2 separate regions of the Homo sapiens genome follow, and region 2 is linked to region 1. A link is a loop called in an ENCODE intact Hi-C map of the cell type or tissue named here. Cell type or tissue: MCF 10A. All regions are shown on one strand. Links, peaks and the distances in the headings refer to the core of each region. The heading gives the core; the rest is flanking DNA.

The links. Hi-C counts contacts between places; a loop is a spot of excess contacts. Peaks named below come from ENCODE experiments on the same cell type or tissue, not always from the same donor. Only the 100,000 strongest peaks of a DNase experiment are listed, where the experiment ranks them.
Region 2: it touches region 1 in a loop (18-fold over the local background); 1 of 110 quality-filtered maps calls a loop at or near these places.

Annotation. Positions count from the first base shown.
Region 1 is chr5:158,382,880-158,387,281 of GRCh38, reverse strand. All of the region lies in intron 1 of LINC02227 (long intergenic non-protein coding RNA 2227), which reads left to right. Among named protein-coding and RNA genes, the nearest start is that of LINC02227, 25 kb to the left of the region's middle. In MCF 10A, for the core only: no CTCF peak of the experiment used is centred there; a DNase peak (open chromatin) is centred at 2,071.
Region 2 is chr5:157,869,011-157,873,412 of GRCh38, reverse strand. No RefSeq gene overlaps it. Among named protein-coding and RNA genes, the nearest start is that of CLINT1, 12 kb to the right of the region's middle. In MCF 10A, for the core only: no CTCF peak of the experiment used is centred there; DNase peaks (open chromatin) are centred at 1,742 and 2,352.

The sequences.
Region 1 (4,402 bases), core at 306-4,305:
TTTTCCTTTTTTACCTTATCAGCTATTGTTAATGTTAGTGTATTTTATGTGTGGCCCAGGGAAGCCAAAAGATTGAACACCCCTGACTTAGAGTATTATTTGTCATAAGACTTCCCACACTGATAAAGTCTCCTTAAAAGCATAGTATTTTTTTTTTCCAGCAACACTGAAATCAAGGTGCATTTTACTGTTTCTGGCATCTTCCAATTGCAATAGGCAACAATATTTCTTCCTTATTGCCACACAAAATAATGGTGCATCTTACAATTGATGGCATCTTAGATTCTGTTAAATACAATGTGTTTTTTACAGATTTGGGGGTATGTGTTAGCGATACACAGGTTCATATGGAATTATGTTGTTCTCATAGCTTTCATACATTAATTTTTCCAGTCACTCTACCTGCTAAGTATCAGGACTTTTCATTGTATTCTGTTTTTTTTTCTTCTTCTTCTTCTTCTTTTTTATTATACTTTAAGTCCTAGGGTGCATGTTTTTGTTTTTGTTTTTTTTACAAAGCACAATACCAAGTACAAAGGGATTTTGTATTTGTTTTCTATAGCTCACATAGTGTGAAATGGGCCACGTTAACCTCTACTGATCCTCTGTTTAACACTACCACCAGCCTTGGAGAGGATAAGAGACTCACTTTGTAATACTCCAGGTTTTCTTTCCAAATATTCAGAAACAGCCCTTATTAATGGCTATACCTTAACTTGGCTTTCAAGTCTATCAATAATTTGGCCACTGTCTTCTTATACCTACCCAACACTAGCAAAATTTGATTATTTGATGACAAACTTTATATTCTCCTAACTTCACTACTTTGTGCTTTTTTGTGCCATATCCTTGCTCTGAAATGTCCCCTTTATCACCAATATCTGCCTAACAGATTCCTACCTATAAAAATATTTCAACTATTCAAGAGGCTGAGGCAGGAGGATCACTGGAGGCCATAAGTTCAAGTCCTGCCCAAAGAACATAAAAAGACCTTCTCTCTTTAAGAAAAAAACAATCATGGATACATGCAAATATTTAGCTTCAAGAATGTTGACTTTGCTGCTGTATATAAAAGCAAAAGCAAATATGCAAACAAAAATGGGACACGACATAAATGTCCAACATTAGGGGATTGATTACATAGGTGCAGTTGTACAATAGAATACTACATGCCCGTTCTTGTGTTGTTTTAAAGAATGTTTAAAGGCATGGAATGATTGTCATGATATACTACTAAGTAAAAGAGAAAAGTAAGTACCATTATAAAAAATCATCTATCGATAAAACATAAATAAAAACAGATGAGAGAAGGATACACACTGTTGGTTAGGATCTAATTTTTTATCATGTCATAGGGTGATATGGTTTGGTTCTGTGTCCCCACCCAAATCTCACCTTGAATTGTAGTAATCCCAACGTTGTCAAGCACAGGACCAGGTAGAGATAACTGAATCATGGGGGCAGTTTCCCCTATGCTGTTCACATGATAGTAAGTGAGTTCTCACGAGATCTGATAGTTTTATAAGGGACTTCCCTCACTTCACTCTGCACTTCTCTCTCCTGCTGCCATGTGAAGAAGGACATGTTTGCTTCCCCTTCTCCCATGATTGTAAGTTTCCTGAGGCTTCCCCAGCCATGGGTAACTGTGAGTCAATTAAATCACTTTCCTTTATAAATTACCCAGTCTCAGGCAGTTCTTTATAGCCGTGTGAGAACAGACTAATATATAAGGAGTTTATTATAAGGCCACGCAGAAGAAAGGAAAAACAGGGAAGTTCTTGGAACCAACATGGAGATCTCACAGAGAACACAACATCCTACACACAATTCAAAATTGCAATATTGTTACAGTCACATAATGCAACTTCTCTCAGCTTCTGCTTTCCTCTCAGCTTTTTTTTTTAATTTCCCAGTATGTGTCTCAAATTCCACATATGAGTAAGAGGGTCTGATTCACTCACTTAGTCATCACCTCATACAGAGCCCCTGCACTGGACAAACCTCTCAGGCCAGGCTACTTCATGGCCAGTGGGCTACTCAGCCCATACACTGGTGCTTTTGGCCTTGATCCAATCAGTTGTGTGCAGGGTGGCATGATTGCATGACAGAACATGGAATTGTAGAGGTCAGGAAGTGCTGAGGCTGCTTCTCTGAAATGGGGCTGAAAGCAGGGCAGGCACTCCAAGACTCATACACATTCTTTTCCAGTACATTCATCAAAATAATATTTGTGGTTATGACAGAAGGATGGGGGAAAAATAAATTCATTACAGTTGGATTTGGCTCCATGAGATGGAAAACCCCAAATTACAATGGTTTCAACACAGGAGGGTTTATTCTCTCAAGTAGAAGAAGTCTGGGATGGCAAGTCACAAAGTCATTAGAAATTCAAGTGCATTCTAACTTCCTGCTCTTCATCATAGCACATAGTATGGAAGTCATTATTTATGTTCACTAATACTCTTTTTCTTCCCTCGTTTTGGGAACATGATAGGACTTCACTTCCTTCCCCTTTGAATGTTGGTGTGTCATGTGACTTGCTTTGGAAAAGTGAACTATAAAGGGAAGTAACATGAATCACTTCTAAGCAGAAGCTTTAAGAGTCAGTGCACAATCCATTATACATCCTTCCACCTACTATTGTGATTTTGAAAGCACATGTTGAGAGAAAGCTGCCATCAGCCTGGGTGATGGAGTGACTCTAGTTAGCACAGGTTCTTTGTTGAAGTCTATTGGATATTTAGGTGAGGTAGAAATAGAATATCATTGAGGTTAGGGGACTGTTTGTTATTATAGCATAACCTGGTCCATTCTGACTAAATACATATAGGCATCATCAAAATCACTTCCTGGTCCACTATGGCTGCTAGAGATTTAGCCATCACCTTCATGTCCCATCAAGAAGGAAAACTAGAGAAGGGCAAAAGGGCCAAACTTCCTAGTGAAGTCATCTCCCTTACGGAGTCTTCCTGGAAGTCCCACACAATGTTTTAACTTAAATTGCTCAGAATTTAGTTACACAGCCAATGTATTGATAACTGGCTGCAAAGGGTTCTGGGTAATGTAGTCTTTTAGCAGCACATTGTTGCACTGAATGTAATTAAGGCTGAGTTTCTAAGAAGGAGAAAAAAGATATTAGATAATCAACCAACACCATCTGCCGTAAAATATGACCCTCACTTTCTTCTTTTATTTATATTTTCTTAATTTCTTAAATAAAAACTTTTATAATTTCATATAAGAAAAAAGTTATTGGGACCTTCTTATTTATTCATCGGGACAGCTCAAAGTCTCTCTTAATCACCCCCATAGAAGCCCAGTCTTTCCCCTCTAAGTTCTCCCTAAATCTCATATGCCCCACCCTTCATTTTCTGATCACATTTGCCATCATGTCATAGTTTCATACCTACCCTACAACAGATCCCCTGAGGGCAGGGCTCAGCTCTTATTTCCTTCAGTCTTCTAAGATTCATTTCATGTATGGTAGATGTTCTATATTGGAAGGAGGAAGGACAAAAGGCTATTTCTCAACTGCTATTTATTTTTATTTTCAAATCCCAAATTGGAAGCAGAATTAGCTAATACTTTCACCAGAGTAAGTATATTAAGGAAGTGCCTAAGTGCAAAGCACCACGTTCCTATCCTGGTCAGAGTTCAGACAGTAAACCAGCTTCACAGACATTTAAGAGGGGCAACAATGTGACTTCCATGGAAACATGGACAGGTCAAATCTAGGTATGTTTGAACTTAAGAGACATATGGACAGATTGTTCTGGCAGCTGACTGTCATGAAGACTAGCACAGGAATGTCATCCAGAAGATGCCAGAGCTTCCCTCCACACTGCCCATGCCTGCTGGCCACCTTACATGTGACACCTTTTTAGAATAAAGTGCATGATAGCATTTAGTAACTAAAGTCCCTGAAATTGCATCCAAGTAAATTTCATAGAAAATTTCAATCTACAGCAGAGTATTGTGGGAAGAACTTGATGTACTGGCATTACCCTCTAGGCAAAAGTGTTTCAAATAAGTAAGAGGAGACTGAAAAAAGTCCCACATAATTGGGGCAGGAAAGAGGATCCTTATTCTAGAATGGCAGTCCAAAATAACAAATCGAAGAGCTACCACCCTGAGTACTGTTATATGTGCTATGCACCAGGCACTAAGCTAAGCACTTTATATATATTGCTCATTTTATTCCTACAATGTCCCCATATGACTGGTAGTATTTTAACGCCTATTTCTAAAAATCAAGCTAACAAAAGAGCTCAGGGCTTTTAGGAGATCAGTTATAGTGATGGTCCCATTTAAAAGCCCCCATAGGCACATTCTTTGGTGACTTTGTGGCTCCTCTTATCAAGGGATTGAGCCTATTTTCCCATTTCTTGGATCAAGGCTGGTT
Region 2 (4,402 bases), core at 97-4,096, 510 kb after region 1:
ATTGTTTGTATCTGTCTGAGCATGGATGGAGTGTGAAAAAAAATACTGAGATTTTAACAAAATTACCATATTAAATTTTTCTTTATACAGGTGGATTGTTTTGCTTGTTAAAATGAATGTATATTACTTTTATTTATTTGTTTATTTTTGAGACAGGATTCCACTGTGTTGTTCAGGCTGGTCTCAAATTCCCAGGCTCAAGAAATCCTCCTGCCTCAGCCTCCCAAGTAGCTAAGACTATGGGCTCATGCCACTATACCTGGCTCTACTTTTACTTTTTTTTTTTTTTTGAGATGAAGTCTCACTCTGTCACCCAGGCTGGAATGCAGTGGCATGATCTCAGCTCACTGCAACCTCCATCTCCCAGGTTCAAATGATTCTCCTGCCTTAGCCTCCCAAGTAGCTGGGACTACAGGTGCATGCCACCACGCCCGGCTAATTTTTTGTATTTTTAGTAGAGACAGGGTTTCGCCATGTTGACTAGGCTGGCCTTGAACTCCTGAGCTCAGGTGATCTGCCCACCTAGGCCTCCCCAAGTGCTGGGATTACAGGCAAGAGCCACCGTGCCCAGCCTACTTTTAATTCTCTTGTTCTCACTGCTCCGTCTACCTCAGGCAAACGTGGTAATTTTTTTTTTTTTTTTTTGCCTTGGATTAGTTTTTCCTGTTCTAGAATTGTACATAACCGGAGCCATAACTTTTTGTGTGCAGCTTCTTTTGCTCACTTTTTTTTTTTTTTTTTTGAGATGGAGTGTGGCTCTTGTTGCCCAGGCTGCAGTGTAGTGGTGCGATCTCAGCTCATTGCTACCTCCACCTGCCGGGTTCAAGTGATTCTCCTGCCTCAGTCTCCCAAGTAGCTGGGATTACAGGCCCCTGCCACCACACCCGGCTAATTTTTGGTTTTAGTTTGTTTGTTTGTTTTTTGTTGTTGTTGTTGTTTTGAGACAGAGTCTTGCTCTGTCACCAAGGCTGGAGTGTAGTGGCGCAATCTCATCTCACTGCAACCTCCGCCTCCCAGGTTCAAGCAATTCTCATGCCTCAGCCTCCTGAGTAGCTGGGGTTACAGGTGCGCGTGCCACAATGCCCAGCTAATTTTTGTAGAGACGGGGTTTCACCACGTTGACCAGGCTGGTCTCGTACTCCTGACCTCAAGTGATCCACCCACCTCAGCCCCCAAAGTGCTAGGACTACAGAGCCACTGTGCCCAGCTTCTTTGCTCACTTTTATCTGGGAGATTCATCCAGGTTGTTGTATATATCAGTCATTCATTCCTTTTTGTTGGTGAGTCATAGTCTATTCCAATGATATTCCACAATTTGTTTATCCATACCCTGTTGAAGGACATTTGGGTCATTTCTGGTTTTTGGCTATTGTGAAAAAAGCTGCTATGGAACATTCTTACATGAGAATTTTGATATAGCTTTTTATTTCTCTTGGATAAGTACCTACGGGTTGAATTGCTGCATCAAAGGGTAGATAGATGAGGACATATGACCATATTTTACTTTTGTAATTAAAAAAACTAATAAAAACATTTCAAAGAAAAAATTTGAAGAAACAGAATAAATCTGTATTAAAAATGATACTACTACTACTTGCTATCTTACTTTCCACTCCCTCCCCTCCCCATAGGTGTTTGAATCTGTCAGATGTTGGATTTCAATCAGTGACCCACCACTTTTCAGGATGAATCATCAAAAACAGGGAAATTCTCATAAACCTTCCCAAGAGGAACTAGGTTTGAATACCACCCACCAGAGGCCATAAGACGCAAGTGATCCTCCTGGAGAACTGCCAGCACACAGGAAAATCAGTTTCCATGGGCAGACACCACTTCCAAACAAAGCAAAACAAAAGTCATGACACTTGTATTCTCTAATAACAGGGTGTCACCAGAATAGATACGTAGCATTAAAAAGAAGAAAAGAGTATGTTCTGAAATTAGTCAAATTAACACAGCAAAGAATGAGAATATCAAGAAGTAACCTCACTGCAGGGAGGGCTTGTAAACGAATTGTGAACCAAACCTTGGTGACTTCCAAATCTAAACAGAAAGTCTAAAGTGCTACAAAAATTCAATCAATACCCTGAAGACTGATTCTCAGGAAGGATTGGCTAGAATATAAATATGATGTAAAAGAAGAATGTACAGAAGTCCCCTCTTATTCACAGTTTTGCTTTCCACACTTTCAGTTACCCACGCTCAACTGTACTCTGAAAATATTAAATGGGAAATTCCAGAAAGAAACAATACTACATTTTAAATTGCTCAATGTTCTGAGCAGCCGTTCTGAGTAGCATGATGAAATCTCATGCCATCCAGCTCCATCCCACCTGGAATGTGAATCATTCCTTTGGCCAGTGGATCCACGCTGTCTACCACTGCCCGTTAGTCATGGAGAGTTTCTGCTCCTGACATCCAACCATGGATATTGTCATGGCTGGATGATCCAGGATCACCTGAAACAGATGCTTCTCCTTCTGATGAATCATCAGAAGGTCACTACTAGTCTAATACTACACCACAATGCCTATGACATTCACCTAACTTCATTTCATCAAGTAGGCATTGTATTATCTCACATCATCACAAGGAGGGTGAGTATGGTACAACAGGATCTTTTTCTTAATTTTTTTTTAAGAGACAGGGTCTCGGTATGTTGCCCAGGCTGGTCTCAACCTCCTGGGCTCAAGCAATCCTGGGCATTGTCCTCCTAAAGTGCTGGGATTACAGACATGAGCCACCATACCCAGCCAACAATAGGATATTTTGACAGAGAGAGAGAGAATACATTTACATAACTTTTATTACAGTATATTGTTATAATTGTTCTCTTTTATTATTTAAATTTTTTGAGACAGGGTCTCATTCTGTCACCTAGGCTGAAGTGCAGTGGCACAGTCTTGGCTCACTGCAACCTCTGCCTCCCAGTCTTAATCTATTCTCCCACCTCAGCCTCCCAAGTAGCTGGGACTACAGGAATGTGCCACCATACCAGGCTAATTTTTTGTATTTTTTTGTAGAGACAGGGTTTCACCACATTGCCCAGGCTGGTCTAAAACTCCTGGGCTCAAGCCGTCTTCCTACCTTCCAACCTTCCCAAGTGCTGGGATTACAGGCATGAGCCACCACACCCAGCCAACTATTCTATTTATTATTATTGTTGTTAATCTCTTATTGCGCGTATTAGCCCACTTTCTTTTTTTTCTTTTTTTTTTTTGAGATAGAATTTCGCTCTTGTTGCCCAGGCTGGAGTGCAATGGCACAACCTCGGTTCACTGCAACCTCCATTTCCCAGGTTCAAGCGATTCTCCTGCCTCAGCCTCCCAAGTAGCTGGGATTACAAGCATGCACCACCATGCCCATCTAATTTTGTATTTTTAGTAGAGACAGAGTTTCTCCATGTTGGTCAGGCTGGTCTTGAACTCCTTACTGCAGGTGATCTGCTCGTGTCGGCCTCCCAAAGTGCTGGGATTACAGGTGTGAGCCACTGTGCCCGACCAAGTCCGTTTTCATACTATGAAGAAGTACCCAAGATTGGGTATTTATAAAGAAAAAGACATGTTTTTTGAGACAGAGTCTCACTCTGTCAGCCAGGCTAGAGTGCAGTGGTGCAATCTTGGCTCACCGCAACCTCCGCCTCCCAGGTTCAAGGTATTATCATGCCTCAGCCTCCCAAGCAGCCGGGCTTACGGGTGCCTGCCATGACACCTGGATATTTTTTGTATTTTCAGTAGAGATGGACTTTCACCATGTTGGTCAGGGTGGTCTTGAACTCCTGAACTCAAGTGATCTGTCCACCTCAGCCTCCCAAAGTGCTGGGATTACAGGTGTGAGCCACGGTGCCTGGCGTGAAAAAGAGGTTTCATGGACTCACAGTTCCACATGGCTGAGAGGCCTCACAATCATGGTGGAAGGCAAAGGAGGAGCAAAGGCATGTCTTACATGGCAGCAGGCAAGGGAGTGTGTGCAGGGGAACTGCCCTTTATAAAACCATCAGATCTCCTGAAACTTATTCACCATCACAAGAACAGCATGGGAAAAACCCACCCCCATGATTCAATTAACTCCCACTGGGTCCCTCTCACAACACATGGGGATTATGGGAGCTACAATTCAAGAAGAGATTTGGGTAGGGACATAGCCAAACTATATCACTGTGTTTAATTTATAAATTAAACTTTATCATAGGTATGTATGTATAGGAAAAAACATAGTGTATAGAGGGTTTGGTACTATGTGCAGTTTCAAGCATCTCTTGGAATATATCCTCTTAGGATGGGGGGAATACTGTACTGCCACAGTGTCAATGACCAATTTTAGTGGTAACTGCTGAGCCTATGGCCACCATCACCCCTTTTTCTGGGAACTGGCCTTAGTCCCAATCCACAAGCGGTCACAG